Linked DNA regions of Homo sapiens: region 2 is linked to region 1. Evidence: chromatin loops called from intact Hi-C (ENCODE). Cell type or tissue: HCT116. All regions are shown on one strand. Each heading gives the region's core, and the rest is flanking DNA. Links, peaks and the distances in the headings are about the cores only.

Evidence for each region. A loop is a pair of places that touch in the nucleus more often than their neighbours do. Peaks named below come from ENCODE experiments on the same cell type or tissue, not always from the same donor. Only the 100,000 strongest peaks of a DNase experiment are listed, where the experiment ranks them.
Region 2: it touches region 1 in a loop (7-fold over the local background); 34 of 110 quality-filtered maps call a loop at or near these places.

What each region holds. Positions count from the first base shown.
Region 1 is chr14:20,695,314-20,699,708 of GRCh38, reverse strand. It overlaps RNASE4 (ribonuclease A family member 4), which reads right to left. Exons shown (of 2, transcript NM_002937.5): 2 at 1-354. The coding sequence starts at 337. It overlaps EGILA (EGFR interacting lncRNA), which reads left to right. Exons shown (of 4, transcript NR_174964.1): 2 at 211-387; 3 at 580-673. Among named protein-coding and RNA genes, the nearest start is that of ANG, 8.7 kb to the right of the region's middle. RefSeq lists a silencer at 1-58. In HCT116, for the core only: a CTCF peak has its summit at 1,789; a DNase peak (open chromatin) is centred at 1,798.
Region 2 is chr14:20,871,761-20,876,155 of GRCh38, reverse strand. LOC100507513 (a long non-coding RNA gene) reads left to right here. Exons shown (of 4, transcript XR_110261.4): 2 at 413-619; 3 at 1,320-2,597. Among named protein-coding and RNA genes, the nearest start is that of RNASE3, 17 kb to the left of the region's middle. RefSeq lists enhancers at 2,105-2,154, 2,265-2,364. In HCT116, for the core only: a CTCF peak has its summit at 2,347 (motif pointing right); a DNase peak (open chromatin) is centred at 2,295; H3K4me3 peaks cover 1,384 bases; H3K27ac peaks cover 485 bases.

The DNA.
Region 1 (4,395 bases), core at 252-4,251:
CTGTGTCCCTGCAATCTGTGACCTTCACTACACCCTCATGGCAGTTCATCTTGCCGTTCTTGCATTGGATATTGGTGGTGCTGCAGATACTACGAATGTTCCAGATATCTTCATGGATGAAGGTGTTGAAGCGCTTGCAGTGATACAAAGTCATCTTCCGTCTTTGCATCATCAAGTTGCAGTAGCGATCACTGCCACCTGTCTCCTCAGGGTGCACGTGTTGCCGCAGGAATCGCTGGTACATGCCATCCTGGCCATAGGAGGGCTGGACCAGCCCCAGCCCCAGCAGGGTCAGCAGCAAAAGCAGAAGCAATGAATGGGTCCTCTGCAGAGCCATCAGTATCTTAGAGGTGCCTAGAAAAGAAAGCAAGGGGCAGGAGAAATAAGGTAAGAACTGGGCACTGGAAAAAGGTGTTGAGAATAGCAAGCCGGCATCCTGACTCCATAGTCTCCTCTTTCCTCCTTCTTATATGCACCATCTCCCCACTCATCTCTGCTACTTTTCCCACCCTTCTTCCTCAAGAGTGAGTAGTTTGCAAACATGATCTTTTCTGAAAGCAAGACCTTTCTCATTTACAGAGAGAAGTTGCTGTGGCCAGTACAATGACACAGGGCAGGGACTGACTGCGTGGCTGCCAGGTTTGTGTGGACAGAGTATAAAAAGAGAGAAAAGGTGAACCTACATGAAACTGCAGTTGTGTGTCTCTTGGGGGAACTCCGTAGGTGTATGATCTTTGGGGAGTGTTTGGTTCCCGGGAGGCTCCAATTCCCGACAGTTTGGATAGACTCAGCATACGTCACAGAAAGTTTACAAACTACTTTTAATACCTTACATCTGGGAATCTAGGTGGAGGAAGAGGACAGAGGAATATTTAGGCTTTGCCTTTCCTCTCACATGACTATTGTTTTTCTTTGTCATTAATTTTATTATTTTTCTTTTCTTTTTTGTCATGTGGCTATTATTCTAATGTGATTTAAAATCTATTCTAATTCTAGAATAATATATGTTATACATTAATTTAAAATGTATTATTCTAATTCTAATGTAAAATCAGGTCCTTTTGGAAATCCTTTTAATTCTATTTTTTAAAAAAAAGCAAAACCAGAATACCCAGTTACAGTTCTTAGAAGACAGTTGATAATAGCTACTGTTTGAATGAACTAATAAGTGAAATGAGTAAGCTAATGAACAAATGCAATTAAATGGATAGAGTAAAGATGTTTCCCAGGCTTATGAAATTGACTAATAAGAAAAGCTAAGAAATGTTTAAAAAATAAATTTAAACAGCACAATATTCTCAAAAGAAAACTTGGATTGTGTCTTCTTCTCCTTGCTGTTTCTATGCATAACCTAAAAAATCTAGGCCATGGAGATACATTGCTTTGTCTTGCATCTATTCTTGATGTTCCTTCTGTCTTGTCAATAGTTGTTGGTAGCTGTCTGTCTTCTCTGGTTGCAGCATCATTGTGTTGTCACCTCTTGGCAGTGAAAAATAGGCATATATTTTATAGCATTAAAAAAAAAAGCCAGAGTGGCAACAAAAAAAGCATTGCCATGTAGTTTCAGAACATTCATTGCTTTCATTGACAGATTAAAGAAAGGAATCCAGGCCTATCTTAGTCTACACCCTGTGCTCTTTCCACTATCTACTGCCTCTCTCATCCCACACCCAAAATATTCAGGATATCAAAGACATTTATGCTCAGAATTGCTACTTCCCAGCAGCAGAGTTTAATCAAGACTGGAGGTGGACTCACTCACCAACTGACTAGCCAGATGCTGCCATCTGGCCGTCACTCCTGGAATTGATGTGAATTGTGAATCGGCTTGATTCTTGCAGTGTAGCAGGGCTGATTCACTACAGCAAAGAAAAATCATCCCTGATTCAATAGGAAGTGAGCAACGCAAATTAGCAAGGGCAATGTTTTGAGAGTCAGGCAGCCCAACTCTGTATGTGCAGTCCAAGGACTGACCCCAGTTGAACTCCTAGTTTGATGTATATGGGTACTATTGTCTTTTGATTTCAAATTCTGCTTCGTAATGGTGGATCACACTGTGTGAATGACTGAAATGGCTTCCAAACGACCTGTACCTTACTTTGTTCTGCTGAAAGGCTACCTTTTCATTATTGATAATGAAAGCAGTATCAAACATGGATATTGTTCTTTTAAATGCCACCTCCTATATCCATAGCCATCTTTTGCCTTTGCACATAAAGATATCAAGCTGTATGTCATATCTGTGTGCCTGCAGCTGTAGATGTGAGATACAGTGTTAGGAAGAGAGGGAAGTAAAGAGGTTGTGGGAGGAAGGGCAGATGTTTGATTTCCTTTTTGCCCCAAGAACAATGCATACAACTTCTGAAGGTATACTTAGTACTTGGATTATAGCTTCAGCAGATCAATATACTTTGGTTTGCTCTTCCGGTGGCACCTCGAGTTTCCATGGTTTTATCTACTTTCTCTCATCCTGATTCTTTGTGACCAAAAATATGGTTTAGCAAGATGACTAGCTACAGAGAAAACCTCACCTATGCATGCGAGAGCAGACCCAGGACGTCAGCTTTTCTGCACTACTCAAGTAAACAAGACATAGAGAAATATTTGAGGACAGCAGGCCAGTGTGGATACCAATGGGTGCATCTCAAAGCTGTAGCTACAAGAGAAAATTGAATGATCTCCACATCATCCCAACGCACACTTTTGGGTCAGGATTTTCCCCAAACGCTTTCTCCACTGCACCACCCTGACTCACAGTAAGAACTTCTTTTGACACCGTGGTCTAAAAGACTGAGGCTGTGACCATGAGAAAATTACTTAATCTCTCTCAGCAGATTTCCTCATAAGCAAAATGAGCATGTAATACCTACCTCTTAGGGATGTTATGAAAAGAAAATCAATCTAAGCGCCTATAACAAGGCCTAGCACAGGGTAAATGCTCAGTAAATATTGGCAATTACTGCATTTTTTTTTTTTTACCACTTCCATTTTTCTTGGTTTCCTCTGCTTCTGTCAATCTGGATAAAATAATGAATGACTACAGAGTTGCATATATTATTGACTCCTCTTTATTTCGTAGAGCTAACTGTATTCTCAAGATATTGGAAGTCTGTTTTTAAACTATAAAATATCTCAGCTACTAGATTCCTAGAAAAATGTTTCTTCTCCAAATTGCATGGAATTTTCTTCCTTGCATGTCACTATTCTTCAAAGCATTTAGCATTTTGGAGTGTTCCTTCTTTTTCCTTGCAAAGCCAACAATCACAGCTGACCAGGACTTCAATTCTTCAATTGATTCACGCAGGATAAAATGACCTGCCTGTGACTTGACGTTTTATTTTAAACAGCTTGTGGTTGTGATAGAACAAGAGGCCCAGACCAAAAAGGACTAGGAATGCTTGCTCAGGTGCCAGTACCATCGGCAGGTCAGGAAACACTCCCATCCCACTGCCATGTGATTTCCTATGAAACAGCGATTTCCCTGAACACCAGAGCAAACTATGCGATGATAATGCTCCAAGCAGATGTTTGGAGAAGATGTGGGTTTTCACAGCTTATGCTGTGATCAATATAATAATGGTCCATGCCTTTCACTTGCCCTATCAAGGCCTTGAGTGGCAGCGATGATCTTGAGTAACTTTGCCTCACCTCAAGGAAATAGCACTGGTTGGAGAACTTGAGAAAAGGGCCCAAATAGTTTACCAGAAACTGGGACTTTCTCATTTCCTGAGAGGTTTTTGAGATTTGGTAATATGGCAAATTTTCTAGTGACAGAGGTTTGGAATACTTTTTCCTATTTTCTTAAGGAATGACAGTGTTTTCAGTTTTGAAACAGACTAACCCAAGGAAGAGAGATTCTTGTGCTAAGCACATACCAGCTACCTACTTCTCAAACCCATTCCTAAATTTGAATACTTTCAGTGAGGCTGGGCTCTCCTAGGTGGTACCTGGACAATGTTCTATAACCTGAGTATTGGGGAGCCACGGCTTTTGGCCCATTTCAGGGCAATACCAGGAGCAGGAGAAGCCACCATAGGGAATACTGAGACCACAATAATTATGTGTTCACAAGGCAGTGAAACTGGCGACTTATAACTAATTTATTGGCAACCACTTTCTAAATAAAATATCCAAGTACCTGTCAACAGAAATTAGTTAACAGGAAGCTAACCACTGAGTCTGTAGATTGAACAGTGTATTTTACAAAGAGTGTGTTAACCTAAGTTATGTTAACTTAAAAACAAATCTTGAGAATTGAGGAAGAATAAGGGATAAACTGGGATAAACTGGGATCTTTCTTTTTTTTTTTTTTTTGAGATGGAGTCTCGCTCTGTCGCCCAGGCTGGAGTGCAGTGGCGTGATCTCGGCTCAGTGCAACCTCCGCCTCCTAGGTTC
Region 2 (4,395 bases), core at 198-4,197, 180 kb before region 1:
CCACCGTGCCCAGCCATCATAGAGTTTTAAAATTGGAAAAATTGCACTTAATTAGATTAACAATTCTCAAATGGAAACTCAATTTGCAAACTAATTATTTCTCCTTACTTGAACATGTGTATACCAATATGCACATATACAAAATCACACATGAACCCACACAGTAATGTATAAAAAAAATACAGAATGTGAGAGCTGAAAGAGATCTTTTGTCTATAATCTTCACTTTAGTGATGAGGAGTAGAAGGATAAGGTGATTTGCCAAGCTCCAGTAGCAAGCTTATGATAGACACTAAACCCCAAGTTTCTGCATATTTGCAGTGATGTCATAGGCACTCTGTGTGATGCTGGTGAACATTTTAGGTGTGAAATAGTAAGCATAAAATTAGTAATACCTGGCAATCTGTTTAAGATCATTGACAGGCCTGAGAGTTTTCCATACGGCCTGCACCCTAACCTCTGGGAAGAAAATATCCACAATGAAATTTCTACAAGATTAGAGGAAGGAGAGAGGCAACGGGGATTCCATTTCTACTAGGAGTATCAACCTCTGAGAGGGATATATCCATCTCTGTGGATGTCATCTGCTCTGCAGAAAACCCTTTCTTGGAACTACCAGGTATGTAAAAAAAGAGTCAGATATTAGACCTAGAGACAGAAGGCTCACACACAGTCACCCAGAATCCCTGATCACCAAGAATTAGAACATTTCTGGAAGATGGGCTCTATACATGGAAGAGTTGGGAATCTTTATTTTGAGGCAGAGAAATATGTGGGGGAAACATAAACTCTACTCCCTTAGAATTGAAATGCTCACATTTTTAAAAACAGCGTTTAAACAGACATTTGTATTTAAGGAAGTGAAAATATTTTCTAAGATGCAGGTCATATGGATCTGTCAATTCTCTTCTGAGTTAGGTCACTCTAAAAAGGGGTTGGCAATGATACCTGCCTCACCTCACAGGCTATGGGTGAGCAGCAGATGGACTGATAGATGCAAACACCTCAGAGATGAAAGTTTTTAGTTTAACTGGTCTGCTTAGGTAAGGAGCAAGAATCACTTTGGGGTTTGGAAATAACCTTGTACATAGGACAATCCCATAAAGGGTTGAGAGGGCGGTAGTCATCTCCGTTATTGACAAGGAGGTGGAAAAAGGATGTGAGAACACTTGTTGCCAAGAGTACACAAAGAATAAGTGTAGAAAAGGCAGGAGGGGAGAACTGGGAACATTAAGTATAGGGCCAAGACTTCTTAGGAACAGGACAAGGGACCGTGGCTTGTTCTTTTGACTCTGCTCTTCTTTGAAATGCTTTCACAGGAAACATGAATCTGATGTGGACCCTCCTCCTTTTCCTCCTTTTGGACGTAACTGTCTTCATTCCAGCCCTGCCCTTCTCAACACGACATTTAGACAACCCCAGGTCGTGGGTCCCTAGAGGACACCACCGATACTGTGATGTGATGATGAGGTGCCGTTGGCTGATCTATAGGGGTAAATGCGAGCAGATCCACACATTCATTCATAGAATCTGACCACCATAGCAGATTTCTGCAGAACTCCACCACTGCCCTGTACCAACAGCCCCTCCATGTGCAGCTGCCACAACAGTACTCATGATGTCAATGTCACTGACTGCTTTGCCAGCACAGGGACCCGACCTCTTCACTGCCACTACCAAAAATAAGAAGGAGTCCACCAGGCCCATGCGAGTGGGCTGCAAGAAGGGGGCATCTGTTCACCTGGATGGCTAGGTTCCTCCTGACAACGGCACCTGAATGACTTGCACCCTACGCCTTCAAATCTGTGCAGCACTGTCAAGGTCTTCTTTGTAAATGCTTCGTCCTTTGCACGCAGGCTCCTGCGTCTTTCTTACAGCCTGTTCCCCACCAACCCCATGTGCCCTACCCCTGCCACAGTGTCAGGGCTTTTGGTGGAGGATAAGGCTGCAGTGGAGGGTTGGTGGGAGGGAGCCTGAATTACGGAAATAATACTCGGGAAAAGACTTGCTCCAACCAAGCTGCTAGACAATCCCCTTCTCCTGGGGCTGATCTTCCCACCAGCTGCTCTCATAAAACCTCCTGATGGCTGGCCCTAGGTTTCCTGGATCATAGGGTCCTTCTGCCTTCTGCGGGACATTCTATGCCTTTCTCCTCAATGGGCTCCTTCGGAGGGTATTAGGGACGATACCCTGGCGGGAAACCGCTTCCTTTAGGGAAACAAATCACTGTGGCTCCAGGGGTGTCACCGGAAAAAGCCGTTTCCGGAGAAGCCGGAGGAGCTTGGGCAACTCCGCAGGCCCAGAGCCTTCGTGGTCTCCCAGTTCCCGTGGCCGTCGTATTGGTCGGCAGGGGGCGCCGCGCCACAAGCTTCCTGCACAAGAGTCCAAAACTTCTTTCTTGGTTTCCTTTGAGACAGGCTGCAGGTTTCTTGGTTGCTGACACGGGTAGACGATAATAGGTGAATAAACAAAATCCAGCCAGCATAAATACAGTCTAACTGTTGAAGAACAGATTTCTGAGTCTACCATAACTTTCATACACTGCAGCACTTTAACGTTGAACCTGCCACCTTCAGATTCACACTGCAGCACCTCAGGTAAGAAGGAAAGGAAGTGAATATGCACTGAGGACCTACTTGTGTTATGAGCTTTACAGTTCAGCTGCGCTGGAGAAGAGTTTATTTCTTTCATGGAATCCATTACATCACCGATCCCCTTCTGAAGGAGGTTATTTTATCCACGAGAGGAAGCATCCAAAGGTGTTCATATTCTCTACCCTGTGACTCCAGCAGAATGGTGACAAGGTTTTGAAGCAAAGGAGGGCACTTGACTCTAGGGCAGCCGTCCATTAACTGACTAGCCCGGTGCCTGTGGAACAGAGTTGCGTGAGGATTTTACCCTTTTGGAATAATCCAGTGACAAAACTGGATACTATTACTTTCATTCCTTCCCCCGATGCCAGGAGGTATAGCTGTTTTGCCTTTGTTCTTGACATTCAGCACTTAGCCTAATGCTCGCTATAAAAGTGCCTTCAAGAAATCTTTAAGGGGCCATTTTGGTAGGTCTGGTTGTTGCTGTGGATCTTTTGTAGATGCCCATTTTTAGATTAGAAAAGTTTCTTCCCTTCTGCTCCTGTTTATGTCTCTTGAATGGATTGGGAATTTCGTTGAATGATGGGATTATACAGCATATTTCTTTAATCAGTTAATGGGGTGAATTAGATTAGTTGATTTTAGAATACTAAACCAACCTTGTATTCCTGGGATAAACCCATTTTGGTTATGTGATATAATCTTTTTTATATATGACTAAATTTAATTTGCTAATATTTTGTTAAATTTTTTTTGCATTTATGTTCACGAATGAGATTGGTCTGTAATTTTTTGTATTGCCTTGTTTAATTTTGGTATCTAGGTTATATGTTAGCTTCCAGAAATGAATTGGGGAGTAGTCCTTCTTTATTTTGTAACTGGAATTATATGTTATTTTAATACTTGGTAGAACTCACATGTAAGGCTGTTTGGTCCTGATATTTTCTTATTTTCTTTGAGACTGCTTTTTCTTTTTTCTTTTCCTTTTTTTTTTTTTTTGGAGATGGGTCTTCCTATGTTGCCCAGGCTAGTGTGCAGTGGCTATTCACAGGTGCAATCACAGAGCATACCTCGAATTACTGGTCTCAACTGATCCTTGAACACTCGGTCTCAGGTGCCTCAAACTCCTGGGCTTGAACTCCTGATCTCGAATAATCCTGCTGCCTCAGCCTCCAGAGTAGCTGGGTCTACAGGTACACACCACCAGGCTTAGCCTCAAACTATTTTAAACTTCTGTTTCAATTTCCTTAATGGTTAAAGAGATGCTAACTTTTCCATTTCTTCTTGAGAAAGCTTTGGTAGATTGTTTTTTCCCACGTAGGAATTTATCCATTTCGTCTAAAGTTCCCAAATATATTAGCACAAAGTTATTCATAATCTGTTTAATATTTATAGCATTGATTTTATGTCCTATTTTTATTCTGACTTTTTTGTACCTTTTTTATTGATAAAACTTTTGAGGTGTGTCTCTCTTATTAGACAGAGATTTTTTCAGACATGCAGAAGCGAGTACTTATAAACTCATGTAGAAACTTTTTTAGAATGGGTCCGTCTTTTTTTTTGAGATTGAGTCTCACTCAGTCACCCAGGCTGGAGTGCAGTGGCACAATCTCGGTTCACTGCAACCTTCGGTTCCTGGGTTCAAGCAACTCTCCTTCCTCAGCCTCCTGAGTAGCTGGGATTACAGGCATGCGCCACCACACCCAGCTAATTTTTGTATTTTTAGTAGAGACAGGGTTTCACCATGTTGGCCAGGCTGGTCTTGAATTCCTTACCTCAGGTGATCTGCCCTCCTCAGCCTCCC